Regions from separate parts of the Homo sapiens genome. Here region 2 is linked to region 1. A link is a contact called in ENCODE Hi-C or POLR2A ChIA-PET data. All regions are on one chromosome and are shown on one strand. Each heading gives the region's core, a stretch centred on a gene start or an enhancer-like site at or near the end of the contact. The rest is flanking DNA. Distances are from core to core; before and after follow the strand shown.

Region 1 (5,194 bases), core at 1,597-4,096:
CCTGCCTGCAAGGAACTGCTGTCCACAGGTCAGGGAGATAGGCACAGATACAAACAGTGGTGACAGCCAGGATGGCTTCCTGGAGGAAACAATGGTTCCAAACAGGTACAGTTGGCTCTGAGGTGCCAAAACACACTAAAGGTAGAGCAAGTCTTTTATTTTATTTTATTTTTTAAAACAGAGTCTTGCTCTGTGGCCCAGGCTGGAGTGCAGTGGAGCAATCTCCACTGCAACCTCTGCCTTCCAGGTTCAAGCAATTCTCCTGCCCCAGCCTCCCAAGTAGCTGGAATTACAGGTGCACACCTGGCTAATTTTTGTATTTTTTTTTTCTTTTAGTAGAGATGGGGTTTCACCATGTTGGCCAGGCTGGTCTCGAACTCCTGACCTCGGGTGATCTGCCCGCCTCAGCCCCCCAAAGTGCTGGGATTGTAGGCGTAAGCCACCATGCCTGGCCAGTAGAGCAAGTCTTAAGGGGCATTATATTATAACTGCATGCAAGAGAAGTTAGGACCAGTTTGGCTTTGTGCGTGTGTGGACTGAAACCCAAAAGCCAGAAACTCTCTGCATGTGTCCCTCATGGAGCCATATGGTCTCTAGTCTCTGTTTTTCAAAATTTGCAGGACTGATGACTGATTGGACAGTGGTGCAGGAGGGAAGGTCTCTGCATGTCAGTGATTAAATTGCTGAAGATGCCACTGCCTGAGACGGGCAGTATTGAAGGTAAGCAGATCTGGGGTGGGCGGGACAGAGGAGGCTCTTAGTTATATGGATCTGGAGCTCACAGGAGCGGCCCAGACTGGAGATAGAGACTTGGAAGTCATCAGCATATGGTTGGTAGTGGTCAAGATGATCCAGAGAAAAGGGGCAGAGCAGGAGAAAAGAGGAGGCCTAGGACAGAGTCCCGGAAGAGCAGAAGACGAGGTGGTAAAGGAATCAGAGACAGTAGCCAGTGAGGAGAGGGTGGGCCAATGAAGCCAAGGAAAAGAACTGTTTTAATAACTCAGCAATGGGCAGGAATAATTGGCTGAAAAGTATACTTTTAAAATTTGGGGGCCGAGAGGGAATCTCTAAATCCTCAAAGTTCTGGAAAAAAAGGCAAAAATGCTTAAAGATGCATAAAATTTGCAATACCTCCCCCGTGGTGCACCAAAATTACCAATGGTGAAAAACCACTCACTGGAAATATTCATTTTTGATCCGTTTGTCATCCAAACCAAATTGTCCAGAATCACTGGAGCCAGTCCCATCCCCTCCTCATACGCCAGGGGGCGCACACGCACTGTTTGTGAATTCAAGTTCAGGACAAAAACAGGCAGTGAATCAGGTGGTTACCAGAACCTGATTCCTCAGCCCAGATCCCTGAACACCACAGCAACCATGCCCTGCACATTACCACGTGATCCCTGAATCCAGGCACCTCAACGATCTCCAAATTTTATTTCTCACCTGACTCCAAACTTACAGGGTTATCAGAAAGACCCCACAGAAGAAACCCCACAGAGGAGAAACCTCATCTCTTTTTCTGCTCAGTTACCTGACCCAGGGCAGTGGGGGTAGGTCCCCCATCCTTCATGGTGAAGCCTAGCAAGCGGCGGGGGGAGGAGGGGTGGGGTAGATAGGAAAGAGCTGGTGTGGCTTTGGCTGACTCTTAAGTGGTTTTAACACGGATTGCGTGGGGGCGGGGTCTGGAGGCAGGGGCGCTTGGATTGAAGCTCATCAAATCCCTCTGATCAGTAGGTCTTGGAATAAATCTTCAGGTAGGTTATTGGTTTCACCCAGAAATTTCTAGGGTCATTATTTGAGTTTGGTATGAGAAGTCAGAAACTCAGTACTGACATTTAAATTACATTTAGAGGGCATTATCATGTCTTTAATTCCGAGGCCAATGTAAGGTTCACAGCTGGAATTGGTATAATATTGGGGTATTAGTCAGTCTCTGCTTGGGGTTGACACTAGGTCAGAGAAGTGGAGGGTGAACATGAGGATGAAGGGGCTTTGTGTGGAGTTTCTGCAAAGCCAGTCTTATCTTGGGTTCCAAGATTATTATTAAAGCTGGGTTGGTTTAGGGTCCTAAATGGTCTCAAGTTTGGGTGGGGTTTCAGGTCAGTATCTGTGTTTGGGGGTCCTTTTATGGTGACCCAATCCCAACTCTGGAATTGAGAATCGAATTCAGAGTGCATTGGTGTTGATCTGGGAATGGGAGAGCAGTACTGGAGTTTTATGTAAGGCTTGGGGTTCAGAAGAGAGATAACTGGGGTCCATAGCAAGGTAGCTTTTGGACTTTAGGGTTCATTTAGGGACTGGGGGCTGAGCATTAGTACAGGGTTCCATTTAAGGTCCAGCGTTGGTGCTAGCGTCACTATCAAGGTTAGGGCAAGTAGAAGTAATAAAGAGATTTAGAGTCAGAATTGGTATTTGGGATCAGTATAGAGGTTCACAACAAAATTACTACTTGTGCTAATTTGGGGGCAGATTAAGGGCTTTGGACTCAATATTGGGTTTAGGGCAAGGTGTGGGCTCAGTATCAGGTTCAGATCTGTATGGGGAGGAAATGGGGTCCTAGAGTGGTATTAGGTTCATGCTAGGGCTGGGAGCCACTAGAAGGATCTGGATGTAGTATCAGAGTTTGGTCTGTCTATGTTCATTATTGGGGTTCGGGTTCAATATTGAGGTTCCGGTCGGTTTCGACTTGGCGTTGGGTTGTGGCCTGTCTGGGCCTCAGCGGCTCCGCGGCTCTACGAGCGAGAGTGCACGAGGGGAGGGGCGCCGCCGGGGGCGCGCACGGCAGGGGCAGGGGCGCGGGCGCGAGCGCGAGGGGAGCGCGCGGCTGGAGCTGGCGCGGGAGCGGCGGGAGCGGTGGCGGCGGCAGAGGCGGCGGCTCCAGCTTCGGCTCCGGCTCGGGCTCGGGCTCCGGCTCCGGCTCCGGCTCCGGCTCCAGCTCGGGTGGCGGTGGCGGGAGCGGGACCAGGTGGAGGCGGCGGCGGCAGAGGAGTGGGAGCAGCGGCCCTAGCGGCTTGCGGGGGGACATGCGGACCGACGGCCCCTGGATAGGCGGTGAGTGACCCCCCGGCCCCCCACCAGCCCCCTCCGCTCCCGTCCCTTCCCCGCTCTCCTTGCCCTCCCCGCTAGTCCACCCGGCGGAGCTGGGGGCGGTCCCGGGGGGGACGAGGGCGCCGCTGAGGCCGGGCCGCGCCCCCACCTGCCGCGCCCGCAGCCTCGGCGAAGCCCCCCCTCCACGCCCCAGCCTGGCGGCTCCTCCCCGCTCACCCCGCGGCAGACGCGCCCCCAGCGCTGCTGGCTGGCTCGCTCCCCGCCGCCCCTCGCCGCCTCCCTCCCTCTCCACCGCACCTTAGCCGCAGCCCGCCCCCCCCACCCAGCGCAAAGTTTCCCGTTTGCGTTCTTGCTCCCCCTCATCGGTCCCGCCTCGTCCCCCCTTCTAGCGCGGACGCGCTCCGGGGGCGGCCCTCAGACCCCCCAGCCCCGGGCTCCGGGCGGGTCCAGGCCGCGCCCCCGCCCCCGCCGCACAGGCGCCCCCTCCCAGCCGGCGGGGGATCCGCAGCCGGCGCGCCCGGGTCTCGCTCGCGGCCCCGGCGCACGTGCGGTCCCGGGCTGCGCCGGGCGCGAGTTTGAAGCCCCCCCACCCCCTTCGTTCGCGAGCACGGGATGGGGAGGGGCCGAACGGGCTGTACCCGCCCCCAACCGGGTGCAACGCCCTGGAGGCCCTGGAGCGACCTGTCCCGTGAGGACGTGGCCACTCGGACCCTCTCCGAAAGTTCACTCAGTGGCCGCCCCGCGTCCCGTCCCGTCCCGTCCCGGCTCCCCATCGCCGTGCCGGCGTCTCTGTCTCGGCTGCTTTCTGTTTTCCTCGGCGTCTCTGCCTCCCCGTGTCAGTGCCTCCCAATCTCACGCCCCTGCAATCCCAGGGTCTCTCCAGCTGTCTCCATTCTTTTTCCCCAGGTCACTCTGTTCTTTCTCCCCAGGTCTCTCGATTCTGTCTCCCTGGGTCGTCTTGTTCCCTGTCCCTGAGTCTGTTCTCTCCGCTTGGGTCTCTCTATTTCCTCTCCCTGGGTCTCTGTCTCCCTCCTTAAGTCTCTGCCTCTTGTCTCTCACCCATCTCTTGGTGTCTCTGCACTCTCTGTGCTAGGCGCCCCCCCATTTCCCTGGAATGCTGCCCCTCTGGTTCTTCCACCCCGGAGGGGGAGGGGCTAGACTTTCTCCCCATTTCAAGCCCCCCTGCCCCCCAGTGCACGGCCCCTGAGTTGGAGCAGGTTGGGGGTGGGGAGCGCTACCTGCCTGAGCTGTGAAATGGGAGAGGGAGGCTGCCCCAGCCTGGGGGTTGTCTGGATCTCCCTGAGGGGCCACAGGGCAGGGCCGGGAGGCTGGATTAGGTTGAGGAAGGCTCCACTTTTGAAGGAACAGGGGCAGGGATCCAGAGCGATCTGGTGTCGGATCTGGCCTGAGAAGCAGGGAAGTGCACTGGGGTGAGAGGCGTAGAAAAGGATGTGGGGTGGTGGTTCCAGGCGGGTGCTCATGGGGAGGAATCTGCTGAGAAGGGAAGATCTGGTGGGGAATCCTTTGGGAGGCTTCGGGGATCTGAGGGATCCAGAAGAGAGTTCTGACAGGCTATCTAAGGAAATTTCTGTGCTTAGCTCCTTATTAACTCTTGCTTCAGGGAGCATGAAAATCCCTGTTTTTTTACTGATTATATGAATGAGCCTAGGGCTTCAAGAAGGAGCAGGTGTAACTCCCCAAGTACAACCCCCTACATTCTCAGCCCCAGGCACAGGCCACACTTTCTCGTACCCTCTTGCCTTCATTTCCACACTCAGCTCACCCCCTCCACCCCCACACACACTCCCTATTCAGCTGCTTTCTTGCCCCCTCTCGCATACCTGGGCCCGCATGCCGGCCAGGGCTCAAGAAATCTGTGCCTGCACACTCTCGCAGCATACCTGTGCACATGCACAGTCATCCTTGTGTATTTTTGTATATGCACTTTCTTGCACATTTTACTTGCTCAGTCTCTTATTTGAAATGTCTTTATAGTGTTTTTTTTAGTTTCCTTTATAGTTTCCTTTTCCAGCTGCTCTTCCTCTTCCCTCTTTCTTTCCTTTAACAAGAAAATTGTTTTAACATAATTCCTTCCTTCCTTCCTCCCTTTCTTCCTTCTTCTTGCAACTACTGATACCTCCCC
Region 2 (5,562 bases), core at 2,135-4,634, 51 kb after region 1:
ACCACAGAGCTGTGCTGCACCTGCCGGGCTCTCTGCCCAGAGCCCTTGGTGCAGACACGCAAGGGACTGCCATGGGCCCAGTCTCTTCTCCTTCCTGCTTCTTTCTGCAGCAGCAGCAACAGCTCCCACTGGGCAAGTTCCTGGCGTCTGCCACTACTTCGCCTTCCTTCCTTGCAGGCCCATGGGGAAGCAGCCACTCTTGGGAGCATTTGTATCTTTTGTAGGTCTTGCCGCATGGGCCCGGAGCCCCATGGGAATTTGGAGCCATCCAATCCGACTTCTTGGTGTATGTGCATGTGTGTGTGCACACACGGGCACACTTATCTGTGTGTAAATGCATGCATACCTGGCCTGGCTTTCCTTCAGTACATCCTCCTGCCTGCCGCAGCATGGTGGGCTCCAGAACCACCATGGCTCTGGGCTTTGGGGTAGTAAGGCCTCAGGAACGGACCAGGCCAGGTGAGCCTATCCTCTGGCCAGGTCTTCCTGGAGCCTTCCTGGAGGAACCCTTGTGTTCAGCTGTGAGCCCCTGTGGTTATGTTGCCTCGGGTGAGCACCTGGTGTGTTCCAGATGTTCTTTGCTGGGAGCGAGTGGACAGTGTGCTTTCTGGAAGTCCAAGTTCCCAGCAGAGAGGAACCTGGGGACTGTTTTGGGGTTTCCAATCTCTGCTATGCTCACAGCCTAGGGGTGACTAAAGCTGGCCACCTTGCCCTTTCCTGAGAACACACTGGGTCTGGTATACATGTGCCCAGAAGGGGCCCTGAGAGCCCCTTCTACCCTCATACTGTCCCCTCACCTAGCCTTCTTGTACAGATGGATGTCATTAAAAGTTAAACTGTTGACCGGGTGTGGTGGCTCACGCCTGTAATCCCAGCACTTTGGGAGGCTGAGGCAGGCAGATCACGAGGTCAGGAGATCGAGACCATCCTGGCCAACATGGTGAAACCCCGTCTCTACTAAAACTACAAAAATTAGCTGGGCGTGGTGGCGCGTGCCTGTAATCCCAGCTACTCAGGAGGCTGAGGTAGGAAAATCGCTTGAACCAGAGGTTGCAGTGAGCCAAGGTCGCGCCACTGCACTCCAGCTTGGTGAAAGAGCAAGACTCCATCTCAAAAAAAAAAAAAAAGTACAACTGTCTCCACCCAGGGGATTGTAAAGGAAAGCGGACATGGCTCCTTGCAGTGATGATTCCATCACGCCAAGTGCTTAGCGCGGCTTCCTGAGGGGTGTCGTCTGACTCTCCACCCAGTGCACGTGGTGGGTGATGGCGGTGGCCTGTCCGACTCTTTGGGGCCATGTGGTCAGACTTGCTTACTCAGAGCAGAGAGAATTAGGCTGTCAAGGCTGTCAACCAAAATACACTTATCAAGGAGTTGCTGTCTGTCATGGGAGAGGGTGGTTCTGGAGAGGCCACAGGCTGCCAGCCCATTCGGTGACCAGTTGAGCTGCAGAGGAACTATTTGTGGTGGGCAAATTGTGCTTCAGAGACTATTAAAGATGCTTCATGAGAGTTGGGGGCATGGGATGGGAGGTCCCCTAGCTTACTGTCAGGTGTCTTACTCCTCAAGGCTCAGGCCTCAGGTCAGCTTGTCTGTCTTCAGGAACAAGAGCCTGAAAACTTCCCAAATGGCCTAGAGGAGTGGAGTTGTAAGCGGCACAGCCTTGGCCCCACCCTGCCCCAGGCAGAGTGTCTGGCAGGCATTGGGGCTGGCGAGTCCACTCCAACAGAGGAGCAGCTGGAATGACCCTTCTCAAAGATCTGCCTCCTCCCACCCTGACTATCGCAAATGCTGTGCTCTCTAGAGCTCTGCTCACAAGACTGTAGGGTCGAGAGTGGCAGTTCCAGGCCTCAGCAAGAAAGCCTTTGCATGTGGCTGCACCAGGGAGAGGAGAGGCCCAGTAGAGCCACTGTAAACCCAAGCCAGCTGCAAGGGCGTGGCCTATGGGCACATTTCCCAGGGCACAGCTACAGGAGGCAGTGCTGAGGCAGAAGAAGGCCCAGAGGTGGATGGACCCCCGCATTGTCCTCTTGACTAGGCAGCATTCTCTGAAGTCACTGTTACACTGGCCCCAGCCCTGGAGGCAGAGCAGTGGGTCTCTTTGGAGATCGACTGAGCTCAGCTGCTGTAGCTGGCAGCTCAGTCACTGCCCAGGGAGCTCTTATGTGCAGCCCCTTGGAGCATCCCTGTCTGTGGGGCTCCCTGTTTACACATGGTAGACTCAGGCAGGGCCCTGACTGGCTCTTGCCATGGCCCAACCCCTAACTCTACCAGCTCTTCTTGAATCTACCCTTCTGGCTCCATCCCCACATGCCTTTTGGTAGGAAATACGGGGGTTCCTTTAGTTCCAGCCCCACTTGCCAGGGACTCCAAAACAGCCAAACCTGACTTCTGTTGTCTCTCTCACACACACATACGACGTTCCTCTAGGCCCTGATGTCTCAGGACCGTTTCTAAGCTCTGTCCCCAGGACCTGCCTCATGTAGACCCTAATTGAATCTACACCACCCTGCTTTGCCAAGAGCAACCTGCCCCATAGGCCCTACTGTCCTACTGACAGGACTTAGGCACACCTGAAAGGCCCTGCTCCCTGGGTGCCTTGCCTCTGGTGCCCCCACTGCTCGTCATCTCATGGTTGGCAAAACCCCTGCCTTCTGCCCTCAGCAGTACTAGGGGCCCTTCAGCCCCAGCGCCTGGGGACAGCCTGTACTGGGCTGACCACCAGCTCTGCATCCTGAGCCCTGCTTGTGGGTGGATGGCCGTGGAGGAGTCCCCAGTGCCAGCCTGCTTTCTGGCCTGCACCCCGTCCCATCTCCCAGCAGAGAGGCTTCGAGGTTTCCTCCCACAGCAGGCTCCTGAGCCTCAGACGGCTTGATGTGGGCTCTAGCCCTGAACTTCTCAGCCGCAGCACTGTTGACATTTTGGGCTGGACGATTCTTAGTTGTGAGGGGCCATCCTGTGCATTGGAGGGTGTTTAGCAGCATCTCTAGCTCACTAGATGCCAGTGGCACCCCTCAGTCAAAACAAACGTTGCAACGTGTCACCTGGGGGAAATTACTGATGGCTTCCCACTGCCATTGTCTCCACCCATCTGACTCTCTTCACCTGTGTCCACTGGCCGCAAGGCTTCGTCTCCTCATCAGACTTGGCTTCGGTGTCTACCTCACATCTCCCTTCTGTCCCCCAAATTCTCAGGGCTCCCAGTGTCGCTCTCTGAGGCCACGCGACTGCTACATTTAATGGGACAGTACACGTGAAGCACCAGGCACATTGCCAGGCACACAGGAAGCACTTGCTAGTCAGTAGCCTCTGCAGCTAGCACTCGGCTACTAGTCAGTAGCCTCTCGGATAGCACTGTGGGGGGATGTGTCATCCAGTTACATCTGACTTTGTTCACAGTTGCCTGCAGCTCCACCCACAGTCTAGCAGGCCCAGGCATGCTGGGTGGGCCAGAGCCTTTCTCCTTCACCACCTGACTCTCCCTGAGTGACTCATTCTCTCCTTCCATCTACAGCTCTCTGGGTGTACAGCTGCTGGGGCCAGGGTGGAGCCCTGCCCTCCTCAGAGCCTGGCCTACCTGTGCCAGGACTACCAGCCTTCCCCCTTTCTCTAGGGACCTGGCTGCGGGCCACAGCTGTCTAAAACAGGGACAGTGCCTTTTTCCCCACAGGTGCCCAGACATGCTCCTTACACCGGTGGTGTGTGTGGGGGTGGCTTCTAGTGGCTCCTGTACCTTGGCAGGTTTGTGGGCTGGGTGGGCCTTGACCCCAGAGCCCGGTCCACAGGGTCTGTCTGAGCTGTGGGGTGCGTGTGAGGCATGGGGGCCTGCCTGTGCCCCATTTTCACCTGCCCCGGCCCCACCCTCGGCCTCCCTGGCGCCTGCTGGCGGGCCTCAGCCCTGTCCACCATGTCCTCCATGAGTCCTGAGTCTTTTGTGAGTGATGTGGTTCGTGTGCACCTGTGTGCATGTGTGTGTGCGAGGGGGCACAGGAGTCTCGTCTCGTCTCCGTGCTGTGTGGGCAGATGAAGGTTGGCCTGTTTTTACTCTCTCTGTGTTTCTCCTTGTCTTTTTTTTATTCCCTCCTCATCTTCATCGCACTCTGCCATCAACCCAAACTCTCATCTCTCAGATCAGCGAGAAGGTTGGTCCTTTTCACTTCTTATCCATCTACAGTTCGCCCATCGATGGGACACGCCTGTCAGTAGGGCCCAGCGGGCTCGGTCAGCTCCCTCAGGCTCACTGCGCCGTGCCTGCCTGCCAGTCTCTGTTGTTTGGGCCGGCGGGCAGGCAGGACCAGGGATGGGTGGGCAGACCCCTGACCTGCATGTTCCTGCTGCTTGGGTCCCTGGTGCACCACGTGTCTGCATGTCCCCTTAGCCTGGTTCCCCTGCAAGGGTGGTGGGGTGGGCATGCTGCATGGCATGAAACTGTACCCCACCTTTGCACCCAGGCCGGGCCAGCTGTCTGATCCAGGCGGTGCTCAGGAATGGTTGTGGGGGGCTGTGGTCAGAGAGAGGTGTAAGACCTGTAGCGCTTTGTGTGCACCTGTGGGACCTTTCACCGCCCTCCTCGCCTAGAGACCCAGGCTCAGCCGAAACTACTGGAACATTAAGGCGAGAGGCTAGAGCAGGCTGTCCTCCCAGTATCCTGCAGCACAGGGCAAAAGTCCTGCAGTGTGTACCCTGTCCTTGAGGCCCTCAGGTCCCCCACCAGGGCTTAATGGGGCAGTCAGCCCTGGTCTGCCTCAGGGAGCTTGGTGTCCATGGCGCAGGGTGAGTAGCGTCATCTTGGCACCCTGAGGAAGTCTCCCATAAGGTTGTCTTTTCCTTCTCCAGCCAGATCCAAATTAAGATCCTCCTACCTGCCCCAGGCCCCTCTGCCCAAGCTTCCCAGCTAGCTCCCGTGTCTGTTTGAGGGTGGAATTTAGCCCACCAGCCAGCTAACTGACATTCCTTAGCTTGATGCTTTGCATTCAGACTCAAGTTGCTTCTACCTGGAGTAACTGAACGGTCAGCTGCAACTTAGCAGGATCCATATGGGAGCCTGGAAGTGGCCCCTGACTCAGCCACAGGTTAGGAAGGGTTTCCTGGAGACTGTCCTTGAGCCCATTCCAGAGCAGGTCTGTTTGGGGCTTGGTTTTCCGCCCCACCCTTGGAGCCAGACCCCCACCACTGATGCTGGGGTTGGCAGCAGGGGCTAGTGGTCATTCATGTATCACATGGTCTGTGTGGTCAGAGGAGACTCACCTGTCCATTGGGTTTTGGGGGTTCAGGATAGCAGTGTAGGACAGGCTGAGCCTCAGGGAGCAAACCCAGGCCATCCTCGTTCCCTCTGCCACATCCTCCGTGGCTTGAGTTTCCTCTGTGAGGGTGAGGGAGCCGGTCGAGAGGAGGGCTATAGCCTAGGCTCAGATATCAGCCCTGAGCATCCATCCATATGCACAGCTGAGCACTGGGGCATTTCTGTTACACCATTTTGCTGACCGGGCAGATCTGCGAGGGCGTCCAGAAAACAGTCATCAGCAGAGACAGCCCAGCCCAGAGTGGCTCCTTCCATGCCCC

The links. A loop is a pair of places that touch in the nucleus more often than their neighbours do. ChIA-PET counts read pairs that join two places held with the same protein, here RNA polymerase II (POLR2A). Pooled maps may share reads with other maps.
Region 2: a loop to region 1 is called in a map of HCT116, with 5 times the contacts of the local background. The contact joins the enhancer-like site here to the promoter of PTPRF in region 1. A Hi-C loop is called at or near these places in 15 of 168 maps with a recorded cell type or tissue (Caco-2, Calu3, HCT116 and 11 more) and 7 of 50 pooled maps. POLR2A ChIA-PET finds 5 or more read pairs at or near these places in 6 of 52 experiments (GM10248, GM12878, H1 and 3 more).

Annotation. Positions count from the first base shown.
Region 1 is chr1:43,528,037-43,533,230 of GRCh38, forward strand. It overlaps PTPRF (protein tyrosine phosphatase receptor type F), which reads left to right and starts at 2,847. Exons shown (of 34, transcript NM_002840.5): 1 at 2,847-3,054. RefSeq lists a silencer at 3,558-3,627 and enhancers at 3,693-4,265, 4,894-5,194.
Region 2 is chr1:43,578,952-43,584,513 of GRCh38, forward strand. All of the region lies in intron 7 of PTPRF (protein tyrosine phosphatase receptor type F), which reads left to right. Among named protein-coding and RNA genes, the nearest start is that of PTPRF, 51 kb to the left of the region's middle. RefSeq lists enhancers at 2,311-3,132, 3,294-3,563. Within about 2 kb of position 3,385, at least 4 of the 41 ENCODE cell types and tissues checked have a DNase peak (open chromatin) inside an H3K27ac peak, as active enhancers do; they include HCT116, where a contact is called at or near this core.